Linked DNA regions of Homo sapiens: region 1 is linked to region 2. A link is a loop called in an ENCODE intact Hi-C map of the cell type or tissue named here. Cell type or tissue: CD14-positive monocyte. All regions are shown on one strand. Links, peaks and the distances in the headings refer to the core of each region. The heading gives the core; the rest is flanking DNA. Region 1 overlaps IQSEC2 (IQ motif and Sec7 domain ArfGEF 2). Region 2 overlaps SMC1A (structural maintenance of chromosomes 1A).

What was found. A loop is a pair of places that touch in the nucleus more often than their neighbours do. Peaks named below come from ENCODE experiments on the same cell type or tissue, not always from the same donor. Only the 100,000 strongest peaks of a DNase experiment are listed, where the experiment ranks them.
Region 1: a loop joins it to region 2, with 3 times the contacts of the local background. A loop is called at or near these places in 7 of 110 quality-filtered maps.

Annotation. Positions count from the first base shown.
Region 1 is chrX:53,315,293-53,320,621 of GRCh38, reverse strand. It overlaps IQSEC2 (IQ motif and Sec7 domain ArfGEF 2), which reads left to right. Exons shown (of 15, transcript NM_001111125.3): 1 at 1-205. Among named protein-coding and RNA genes, the nearest start is that of IQSEC2, 3.4 kb to the left of the region's middle. RefSeq lists silencers at 2,877-2,976, 2,987-3,036. In CD14-positive monocyte, for the core only: CTCF peaks have their summits at 2,781 and 2,985 (motif pointing left); a DNase peak (open chromatin) is centred at 2,951; H3K4me3 peaks cover 1,648 bases.
Region 2 is chrX:53,372,267-53,377,637 of GRCh38, reverse strand. It overlaps SMC1A (structural maintenance of chromosomes 1A), which reads left to right. Exons shown (of 25, transcript NM_006306.4): 25 at 1-3,489. Among named protein-coding and RNA genes, the nearest start is that of MIR6857, 31 kb to the left of the region's middle. In CD14-positive monocyte, for the core only: a CTCF peak has its summit at 2,514 (motif pointing left); DNase peaks (open chromatin) are centred at 2,947 and 3,247; H3K4me3 peaks cover 844 bases; H3K27ac peaks cover 1,451 bases.

The DNA.
Region 1 (5,329 bases), core at 1-5,000, 57 kb after region 2:
GCGAGCGTGGCGGGCGGGAGGCCGGGCCGGCGCACCCGGGCCGCGAGAAGGAAGCGGGCTATTCGGCGGCGGTGGGCGTGGGGCCGCGGCCACCGCGGGAGCGGGGCCAGCTGAGCCGTGGCGCATCCAGGAGCTCCAGTCCCGGCGCCGGCGGAGGCCACAGCACCAGTACCAGCACCAGCCCGGCCACGACCCTCCAGAGAAAGTAAGGAATGTGTGTTTGTACCCCCGGCTCTTCCCTCTAGATCCCTCTCCAACTTGTCCAGCTGATAGAGTAAGAAGCCAGTGTCTGGTTCCGTGTCTTCCTCTCCTGTCCCAACCCGCCAGGAGAAGCCAGGTCCCCCTCATCCAGCCGACACCCCTTCCCTGGCCACCCCAGGCTGGGTTGGCCAGATGAGTGCAGGCGTCTCTTCTTTCCCGGTACCGCGGCCAGCGAGGGACTAGAGCAGTCATCGCCGCCTCCCCCGCCTCCACTTCTTCAACCCCTAGCTGCATCCTTGCCAGAAGATAGGTTTTCATTTATTTATTTATTTTGGGTATGCTGGTTGGAATTTTTATGGTCGGCGAGGGTGTCTACTCAGAGCCCCAGGGGAGAGAAAGCCCCCCACCCCCGCCTTTTTTTTTTTTTCCTTTTTCTTTTTGCCTGATCTTTTCTCCTCTGGCCGCCTCAGCTCCATCCCTTACCAAAGAGGCAGGTGGGGACCAGAATGGCTGCTGGAGGCTGAGACATCCCTCTGAAGGGAACTGCAGCACATTCTGGCCGGGGGGAGCAAAGATGGGGGAGCAAAGATGGAGGCCAAGCCCTTGGCTAGTTCCTCAAAGTCCACCCCCTCTCCACCCTTCAAGAAAAACAACACCCATTTAAAGAGCCCTACCGGGAAGGGAAGTCTAGATTGCCCCTCTGCTGGATCGGTTCCAGTTCCTGCACTGGGGTCTGTGTGTCTATTTGGGACACCTTGGCACTATCTCTTGGGTTGGTGGGACATGGGCTGGGTCCACTTTTTCTGTGTAGATACCATGGTGAGCTGATTGGGTTACATGTATCAGGCTGAGAGAGTCAAGGGCGTGCAGACTCCCAAGGCTGCCCTAAAGGCTCCCTTATTTCTTTTCTGCCGTATTCGAAGGAACACTGAGCTGGGAGTTGGGAGACCTGAGTTCCCCTTCCAGCTCTGCTGCAGATTGGCTTTGTGACCTTGACTGAGTCTCTTTCTCTCTTAGGCCATCAGTTCCCCCGTATCTTTTTAAATGGCAAGGTCTGCCTTGGATGATCTTGAAGTACCCCTCCAGCTCAGATTTGATGGTTCTATGTTTAATCCAGCCACACTACAGAGCAAGTCTGAAGTCCTGTAGCGAATGGACAGGCTTCCCCCTCCTCTCACTGCTCAGCTGGTCCTACCATGTGCCACAACCAGTGGAGTGTCTCTTGGAGGCTGGGCTGGGGGTGGGGAAACCTTCTGCCTCAGGAAATCTGCCGGGAGACAGCTCTCTGCAACTCCCCCGTGGTGAGGCAGCAGGCTGGGGTGCTGGGTTGAGATGGCTGGGCCCCAGGAGCAGCAGCTGTAGCTTGAGGGCTCGGCTGGGCTCCACTGCAGCACACCCTAAGCTGAATTTTAGTGTGGACTGCCCCTGAGGAGTCTGGGGGCAAAGGAAATGGGCTTTCCTGCCCAGGCAGGGCTGCTGCGAGCTCAGTCCGGGAGGACCGACTGTGTGCCTTGGGGCGCCACACTGGAAGAGGGACAGAGGTAGACCAAGGTCCATTCAGGGAGGGTCATGGTGGGCCGGGGGCAGAGGAAGACTGCATGGGGTATGGTCGAGCCTGGCTGCAGAAGACTTTTCTAGAGGGGTCAGGCCTGTGACAGAGGGAGCGGACTCATTATGTGTGGCTTCAGTGAGCAGAACCCGAAACAGTGGGAACATTTGAGATAGATTAGGAAGAACTTTCCAACCTGGCATTCTGGTGGTGCAGTGGACTGCCTCGAGAGGTGGAGGTGGGAGCTGGATGGACCTGGAGCTCTCAGCGGAGCTCGGGTGGGAGTCTGGGAGAACTGGAGGAAGCATGATTCCTGAATCAGGTAGAAAGCCCAGTGAAATGACCTGGGTCGTCCCCAGTTATGGGATTCCATGACTCTGGCTCTCCACCCTGCAGACATTGGTCTGAATCTCTTGGCTGACTGGTTGCCTGTTTGCTCCTGAGCTCCATGTTTCTGCTATCCGTGCAGGCCTACCTCTTGGTCCTTCCCTCTTTTTGTGAACCCCCCCAGGTTGCTTGTTGCGTTTCCTTGCTTTGCATTTCCTACTGGATTAATAAAGGGGTTTAGGTAGTACTTTAAGTTTCTCTCCTGACCATATATTAACTATTTGCACACCCATTATTACCTCTTTTTGACTTCACAACAAGCCTTCTGCAGTGAGTGTTGGCAACTGCATTTTAGAGATGGGGAAACTGAGGCTCCAAGATGAAGGGACCTCACTCAAGGTTACCCTACTAGTTGCTAATGGAGCTGGGACTAGAACCCAAGTCTTCCTGTCTCCAAGGCCTGGTATTTTTTTCTCTAGAGCTCTCCAACCCACAGGAGTCTCTTAGCCTCAGGACCTGGCCTGGCACTGAGCTAGGAGAGGCCAGGAGAGCCTTAGGTCTCTAGAGGATTTGAGCAGGAGGAGATGAGTCTGGGATGAGTGGGGAGTTGACAGCGGCAGGGAAGAAGGCTCTGTCTCCCTCCTTTCCACTCTCCCTCCTGGCCTGGCATCAGGAGGGCCTGTTGATGCAGTAGCCATTGCTGTCACTGCTGCTGCTGCAAGCGACTCCCCTGCTAGGTCTGTTCTGGGTTTGTAAGGAGTGGGTGAGAAGCCGCTGGAAGCGAGGGCAGGCAGGGTGGGAGTTTAGCAGCAGAGGCTGCAGCATTGGGGGAGGCTAGGTAGAGCGGGTACAGGCTGGGCTCTCTTGGTCCCCAGGCTCCCCCTGGTGGAGGAAGAGGGGAGAGTGGTGCCTGGGCCGAGCTGCAGCTTGTTGGGGGGGCCCCGCTGTGCCTAGGGACTTTCTTTAGTCCTCCCAATGATCCCGTGCTTCTGTCACCACGATCCACATTTTACAGCAGAAGAAACTGGGGGATCAGAGAAGTGAAGCCCACCAGAGCTTACATTACTCATAAGACAGACTCCCAATCCTGTGAACTTTCCCTCTACTGCATTGGACATCAGCTGTCATGTCCACCCCCATCCATGTCATCCACCCAGGATTCCCATATCCTCCTGCACCGTCCCCTCTGGACAGGTTCCAGGATGCCAGTATCCCTTCTGCTGTGCTCAGGGTGTGGCCTTTCTAGTGCAGATAGAGTGAGATGCGTCCCTGTCTCCTTTTGGTCCTGGGTCCTCTGTACGCGAAGGTTTTGTTTGCTTGCTTTTTAGTCGTTGGTCCTGACTAATGCTCAGGTCTTTTTACCTGGAATTGTCCACATACCCCCCCAAGCCTGGTTGATTAGAGAATAGCTCTGCTTTTGTTGTTGATCTTGGCTTGGCCCCCTTGCAGTCCTGCCACCTAGAGTGATATATAGGAGTGCTAGGGGCCCCTGCTGAGTTGCTCCACGCTGAAGAGCTGCGTTTCCCACGCTCTTTGCATGGGCCCAGCTCCGGCTCTGCTGTAGGCGGTGGTGGGCTGAAGCTGGTATGGTGGCAACTCTCCTTCCTTTACCCCCACCCCCATCCACCCTGCAAGCTGGCTTACACTTGGAGATAGCAACTAGAGGGGCTGGCCTGGTGGTGTTTTTTTTCTTTTTCTTTTTTTTTTTTTTTTGGTTTTGGTTTGTTTTTGGGACAGGGGTCTTGCTCTGCTGCTCAGGCTGGAGTGCAGTGTTGCGAACATAGCTTACTCAAGTGAGTTCAGGAGTTTGAGGCTGCAGTGAGCAATAATTGCAAAAAAGGAACACCAGGCTGGCCCTTCTAGTTGCTATCCGCCCAATTCTTTTAAGCAGAGACGGGGTCTCTCTGTGTTGCCCAGACTGGTCTCAAACTCCTGGGCTCAAGCGGTCCTCCCTCCTTGGCGTCCCAAAGTGCTGAGCCACCACGCCCGGCCCAACGTGGTATTCTTGACAGCTAGGGCAGTGTATGGTCTACCACATGCTGTCGTCTGCTTGCAGTGGGATGTCAGCATGCTCCCCGCAGGGGCTAAGGCCACTGAGAGACAGCACGTGAGACAGTGAGCCCAGGGAGAGGCTCAGGGAAGTCTCTCCTTTGGGGTCTTGGGTACTTTTCCCAGGGGGTGTCTCTCCTTCCCAGGAGGGAAAACCATTTATCTTCCCTCCCACTGTGTTGTGAGCATTATCTTCGTGTGGGAGGAAATGGTAATGTTGAATTTAATGAGAATGAGAGTCTTGCTTCTCTATCTAGATCTGGGGCAAGAATGGGGTTGTTATCATCTACAAACATTTCTTGGCTGTGTGCACAGCGCAGGAGGGGCCACGAGGCTGAGCAAACACTGCACTCTTAGCGCTTGCAGAACCCCTGCTCCCCTCCATCCAGGGAGACAGGGTTGCAGGCCTAGCCATGCCATAGAGGCAACACTCAGGACAAAATGAGTGGCAAGAATGGTGAGGAGTGGAAGTTCTCAGAGGAAGGAGGGATCAGGCCAGGCCAGGCTGCTGTTTGAGTACCTGGGCGGTGGGTGAGGGATGAGGGGTATGGAAGGAATGTGAGTGGTCCCTTCATGGAGGTGGCAGCTGGGAGGAAGACGTCAGACCAGACTTGCTGCCTGCCCTTTCCTCATCTGTCCCACCCCTGCCTACCAAGGTCTCTGAATTTGCTGGGCGCAGAGTAAAGGCCTGGAGCATGGGGAAGAGGCCACACGTGTACCGAGTGAGTCTCAGCCTTCTGCCAGGCCCCACGCTATGTGACTTTATGTAATAATAGCTAACATTTTTTCACTGCTCTTACTGTGTGCTAAGCACTATTTGTTCTAAGCGCTTTCCATGTATTAATTCATTCAATCTCCACATGAATCCTCTCGTGTAGATATTGTTATTAACTCCATTTTACAGATGAGGAAACTGAGGCCCAGAAAGGTTGGATAGCATACCCAGGATCACTCAATGAATAAGTGGCAGAACTGTGAAGGAGCTGGAGGAGCCCAGGGAGTTGGGCTTCAGGGTCCGCAGTGTTCTAACCCACCCTGGAGCACTACTTCTTACCTCATTTGCACAGAGCCCCTGTCAGATGGGTGTGTTCGTTTGTTTGTTTGTTTTATGAGTTTCACTCTTGTTGCCCAGACTGAAGTGCAATGGCACACTCTTGACTCACTGCAACCTCCACCTCCTGGGCTCAAGCAATTCTCATGCCT
Region 2 (5,371 bases), core at 305-5,304:
TTTGAACCCAGGTCTTCCAAGTCATTCAAGTGCTTTCTCCACTGTACAGGTGGTTATCAACCTTGGCTGCGCATCAGAATCGTTTGTAAAGCTTTTTCTTTTTCCTTTTTAAAAAGTAAAGCAATATATACACAGGTAAAAAAATAAAATAGTACAGAAGGGCTTATAATGAGAAGCAGCAGTTCCCTGCTTGCACCCCCACATCCAAAGGATGTGGAGCTCTTTAAAAATAAATTGCTCTGGTCCCACCTCTGGAAATCTGATTCAGCCAGCATGGATAATAACCCAGATAACTAACCCCTACCTCACAGGATAAAAAGGATTACATGAGATGCCTTAGGCTAAGGCCCTGGCACACAGGAACACATGTGCTACAAAGGAGCTTTGGGGACTTAAGTCCTGAGGATCCAGGAGGTGAGGTGACTTGTCCAAGATTCCACTGGTTTAGTGGCAGAGCCTAGACTTCCACTCGGATCTATTTAGTGCTTGCCCCCTGCTCTCTCCTGTCGTGCCCCACCACCTCCTGGCATCACAGGGCAACCGTTGTCAAGGCTATGCTCACGGGAGGCTGGGCACCACAGTGTTTCCAAGAGCAAGCTGGATCCGAGTAGATTCCCTAGGGCTTGTTGGAGGAACTAGTTTGACTCCCTTATACTGTGGACGCAGTAGCCTTGCTGTAGGGAGTTGAAGAGTACTCCACAACAGTATCTTAAGTTTAACTGGGCACTTCCCTCTGGAAATCACAGTGTTGTGCACCAGGAACACAAAGATGAGTCAAATCTTTATCCTGCCTTTGAGGAGCTCACTGTTTAGTTGGGGAAACCATTTGTAAAACAGCCATTAACCATACAGTGTGATCAACACTGACAGGAGCACAGGAAAAACATCTAGCTTATGTGAAGATTCAGAGAAGGCATCCTGTAGTCTAGGTGGTGATACCTGAACTGAGTCTTGAGGGACGGGTAGGAATTAGCCAGTTGAGGAAGTAGAAGGAATTTCCAGATATTGGAAACAGTATGCATGAAGACATGAAGGCAAGAAACAGCAAAACAAATACTGAAGCATGAAGATTCCTGGGGTGGGGGGAAAGCAGCAAGAAAAGGTAGAGAGGAACCAGATTGGAAGAGGGTCGTAAATGCATGGCTACAGAATTCAGATTTGTTTTGTAGGACAGTGTGGTTCCCAAACTGGCTGTATACCACAAACAGGTACGGCATTCTGGGCCCCGGCCCCTAAAACATTCATTAAGTCTGGGGTGAAGATTTGGAATCTTGAATGCTTATAAAGGTTACCACATGACTAGGGTACAGCCAGATTTGGAAACCATAGCTTGAAGGCAGTGAGGGAGCCATGAAATGGTTTTTAATAGGGGGACTCCAGATCAGATGTGAACTTAACCTGTTTCTGGCTGGCTAGCCAACCAGCATGGAAAACAGATTAGGTTAGATGTTCATGCTGTATGTGCCCGTGCCTGTAGCTTCCCTGTTAATCAGCTTCTTACACTACTATATTTGCTTATTTTGTCTCTGAATAAGCTTTAGGCACCACAAGGGTGGGCCTGGGGATATTTTGCTTACCAGTATAGCCCCTGCAAAAAAGCACAGTGCCTGACACAAAACAGGCACCCAGTAAAGTTTTTGAATGAATGAATGCATGAGTGAATCCATTTGTGAGAGAGCGAATGGAGATGACAAGATTAGCTAGGAGACTGGAAAAAGACCAGGAGGCCTGCACTAGGGCAAAGGCCAGTAGGAATAGATTGGAGGTGTTAAGGTGTGAACTGTTAAGGTAAGATGATAACTTAATGACTGATTATTGGATGTGGAGGGTGACTGAGAGGATAGAATGAGTACCCATGAATAGCCATGATTCCTACCCTGTCCCAGTCATCTCTTTCCTTATCCATCTCTGAAACAATCTGCTTACATCCTCCTCAGCAACTGGAATTCCTCAAGTTAGTTAGACATTCTGTGTGCTGTGTGGTCTCTCACTGCCCCCCCACTCCCCACCCCTCCACAAGCCATTGATTCATTCATCCAGTTCAATAAATCTTGGCTAAGCACCTCCAGTGTGCAGTAAGGCTCTTCCAAGCCAGGACTCTGACTCCCTCTTTCCTACCTCAAGAGATGTTTTTGAGGGCTTTCCCAGGTAAGAGTCACATCTCTTATACAATAACTTATAGTGAGATACCCAGAATGTCAGACTTGTAAGGGAAGACTGCCCAAACCCCTTCTGAGGTCCTCAGAGGGGAATTAACTTCCTAAGGTCCGACTGCTAGGAAGTGTTGGAGCCAGAAATGGAAGCTAGGTTTCCTTTCTATGTCATCTCTGGAGTCTTGATCTTGATCTATCCCATTGTAGATCAGGACAGGCAGAGGTGGTCAGGGAGAAGGTGGGACTTAGGTTGAACCTTGAAGGTCAATGTATTGGACAGGTCAAACAAGATGGTTGCCAATTACACTGCCCCCTTCTGGAAACCCTTAGCAAACCTGCCATGCTTGCAGTCCCTTCTAAGGGGTTTCCTTAGCATAAGTTGCCATGCTCTGTACCATGTGACCTCACAATCCTGGCCACAGATAGCTAGATGTGGATAGTGTCTGGTTCAAGGGCAACCAATCTCTAGGCTGGCCAGTGGCCTGTTAGCTGGACTGGCATAAGGACTTCACCTTACAGGGGTGGCATGTATCAAATGGCAAATGTATGAAACAACCAGATCTTTCAGGGAGGCAGAATGTGAGCTATTCAGAAGAAGTGAACGTTAATTAGAATTTAATGAGGCATTAGTGGTGGTGGATGAGGGGTGGCCAGAAACTAAACAGCAAAAGCAAAGAGAAAGCTGCAGAAACCATAAGTAAGCAGAGGTCATGAGACATTTGTATAATGAGATCACGGAGCCACAGGGTGGCAGAAGCCATGAAGCAGCAAGGCAACAATGGGCTAGAAGCCATGAAGCAATAGGAGCCACGAGGAACAGAAACCGTGAGACAAAACTGACTATGAGATCCACAAAGCAGCAGAAGGCTTGAATAGATAAGATCATGAGACAGTAGAAGCGATGAGACTGCAAGAACCACAAGGTAGCCAGAACCATGTGGCAACATGGCAACAGGAATGGAAGAGGCAGCAGGAGCTACAATGCAGAAAAGCCATGGATTAATAGGAACTGAAGCGCCGGGAGCCATGAAGCTGCAGGACCCATGAGGCAGAAAAAGCCATGGGCTAGCATCGAGGGGGGCAGAAAGAAGTTAGTCAGTAGCAGTAGGAGGAGTATAAATACAGCCAGAAAGGAGTTGAGTCACCAATTTGGGAAGCACTAGAGAAGGGAGCAACAGATGCCTGCAGCTGAGGGGGTGACAAGATAAGCCAGGCTCTAGAGCTGCTTTGGATCATGAACCATTTTCAAGTTTCTGTTCTTCCATGAGGCTGCCTGTGTAGCTGTTCTTGTCTTCCTTATTTCCCTGTGAATGCTTTAATAAATCCCCATCACTAACCTGTGTGTGTCTTTGTTCCTTGGAATCTAAAAGGTTAACACTGGTGTGCAGTTTAGATAACAGGAAAGCAGGGCAAGAGGTCTTCCTGGTGGGGTTGAAGCAAGACACAGAGGTGGGAATTCACTCATCCTTTCCTGCCTCACTGGCATGGGCACCTTTCATTCACTTACTTATTTTTATCATTCATTCATCCACTCATTTATTTATTACCTTATATATGCACTAACTCACAACTTCACTCACTTATTCATTAATGCATTAATGTAAGCATTTACCAGTTCATTTGCTCTTTCCTGTATTCACTCATGCATCATTTTTCCATCCATTTGTTCAGCAGGCATATGTTAAATTCCTGTCATGTGTCAGGCCCTGTGCTAGGTTCTGGGAATTAGATATACATGCCCTCCAGGAATTCTTGGCTTAATTGGGAACTCAGATAAGTAAGTGGTTAAGCACACTAAGTGTGGAAGATGATATAATGGACGTCTAGGTGAGGCAAAGTGAGCATATAGGAAGTATTAGGTGGTTCTCCCTGGGGTGGGAAAGCCTTTATAGAGGATGGTACACTTGAACTGAGTCTTGAAAGAGGAATGAGTGCTTACCACTTGGAAAGGGAGGAAAAAACATTCCAAGCAGAGGAGCTGCCTAAGCACAGTTAAATCAAGAGGGTGAAAGTGCATGGATTTCAGGGGGAATGGGGCATCACCCATGCAGTGAGAGAAGTGGTGGAATCCAAGCAGTCAAGCTTAGCTTTGACTCTGAGCAATGGGAAGCTGTAGAAAGGTTTGAAGCAAGGGACTAACCGGGCCAGATTGGTATTTAGGAGGACCACTCTGGTAGCTGGGGTGAAAGAAGGTTGGGGGCATGAAACACTGACCTAAAGAATGTACTTCAGGCTGGGTGCGGTGGCCCACGCCTGTAATCCCAACATTTTGGGAGGCCAAGGCGGGAGGATCACCTGAGGTCAGGAGTTTGAGACCAGTCTGGCCAACGTACTGAAACCCCATCTCTACTAAAAATACAAAAATTAGGCCAGGCGCGGTGGCTCACGCCTGTAATCCCAGCACTTTGGGAGGCTGAGGTGGGTGGATCACCTGACGTCTGGAGTTCGAGACCAGCGTGGACAGCATGGTGAAACCCCATCTCTACTAAAAATACAAAAATTAGCTGGGTGTGGTGGAAGGCGCCTGTAATCCCAGCTACTTGGGAGGCTGAGGCAGGAGAACCGCTTGAACCCGAGAGGCAGAGGTTGCAGAGAACCAAGATTGCGCCATTGCACTCCAGCCTGGGGGACAAGAGTGAGACTTCGTCTCAAAAAAACAAACAAAAATTAGCCGGGTGTGGTGGCGTGCGCCTGTAATCCTAGCTACTCGGGAGGCTGAGGTGGGAGAATTGCTTGAACCCAGCACTCCATCCTGGACAACAGAGTAAGACTCCATCTCAAAAAAAAAAAAAAAAAAACAGTACTTGAAAAAAGTACATTTGCCAGGCGCAGTGGCTCACCCTATAATCCCAGCACTTTGGGAGGCCAGGGCGGGTGGATCACCTGAGGTCAAGAGTTCGAGACCAGCCTGGCCAACATGGCGAAACTCTGTCTCTACTAAAAATACAAAAATTAGCCGGGCATGGTACCGCATGCCTGTAATCCCAGTTATTAGGGAGGCTGAGGCAGAAGACTTGCTTGAGCCCAGGGGGCGGAGGTTGCCGTGAGCCAAGATCACGCCACTGCACTCCAGCCTGGGCGACAGAGCAAGGCTCCATCTCAAAAAAAAAAAAAAAAAAAAAGTACATTTAATTGTCATAATCAGAGGCATAAATGAAGACTCGTAGGAACCCCCAAGGGGAGAGAGAGTTCTACCAGGGGACAAGGAAGACTTTTGG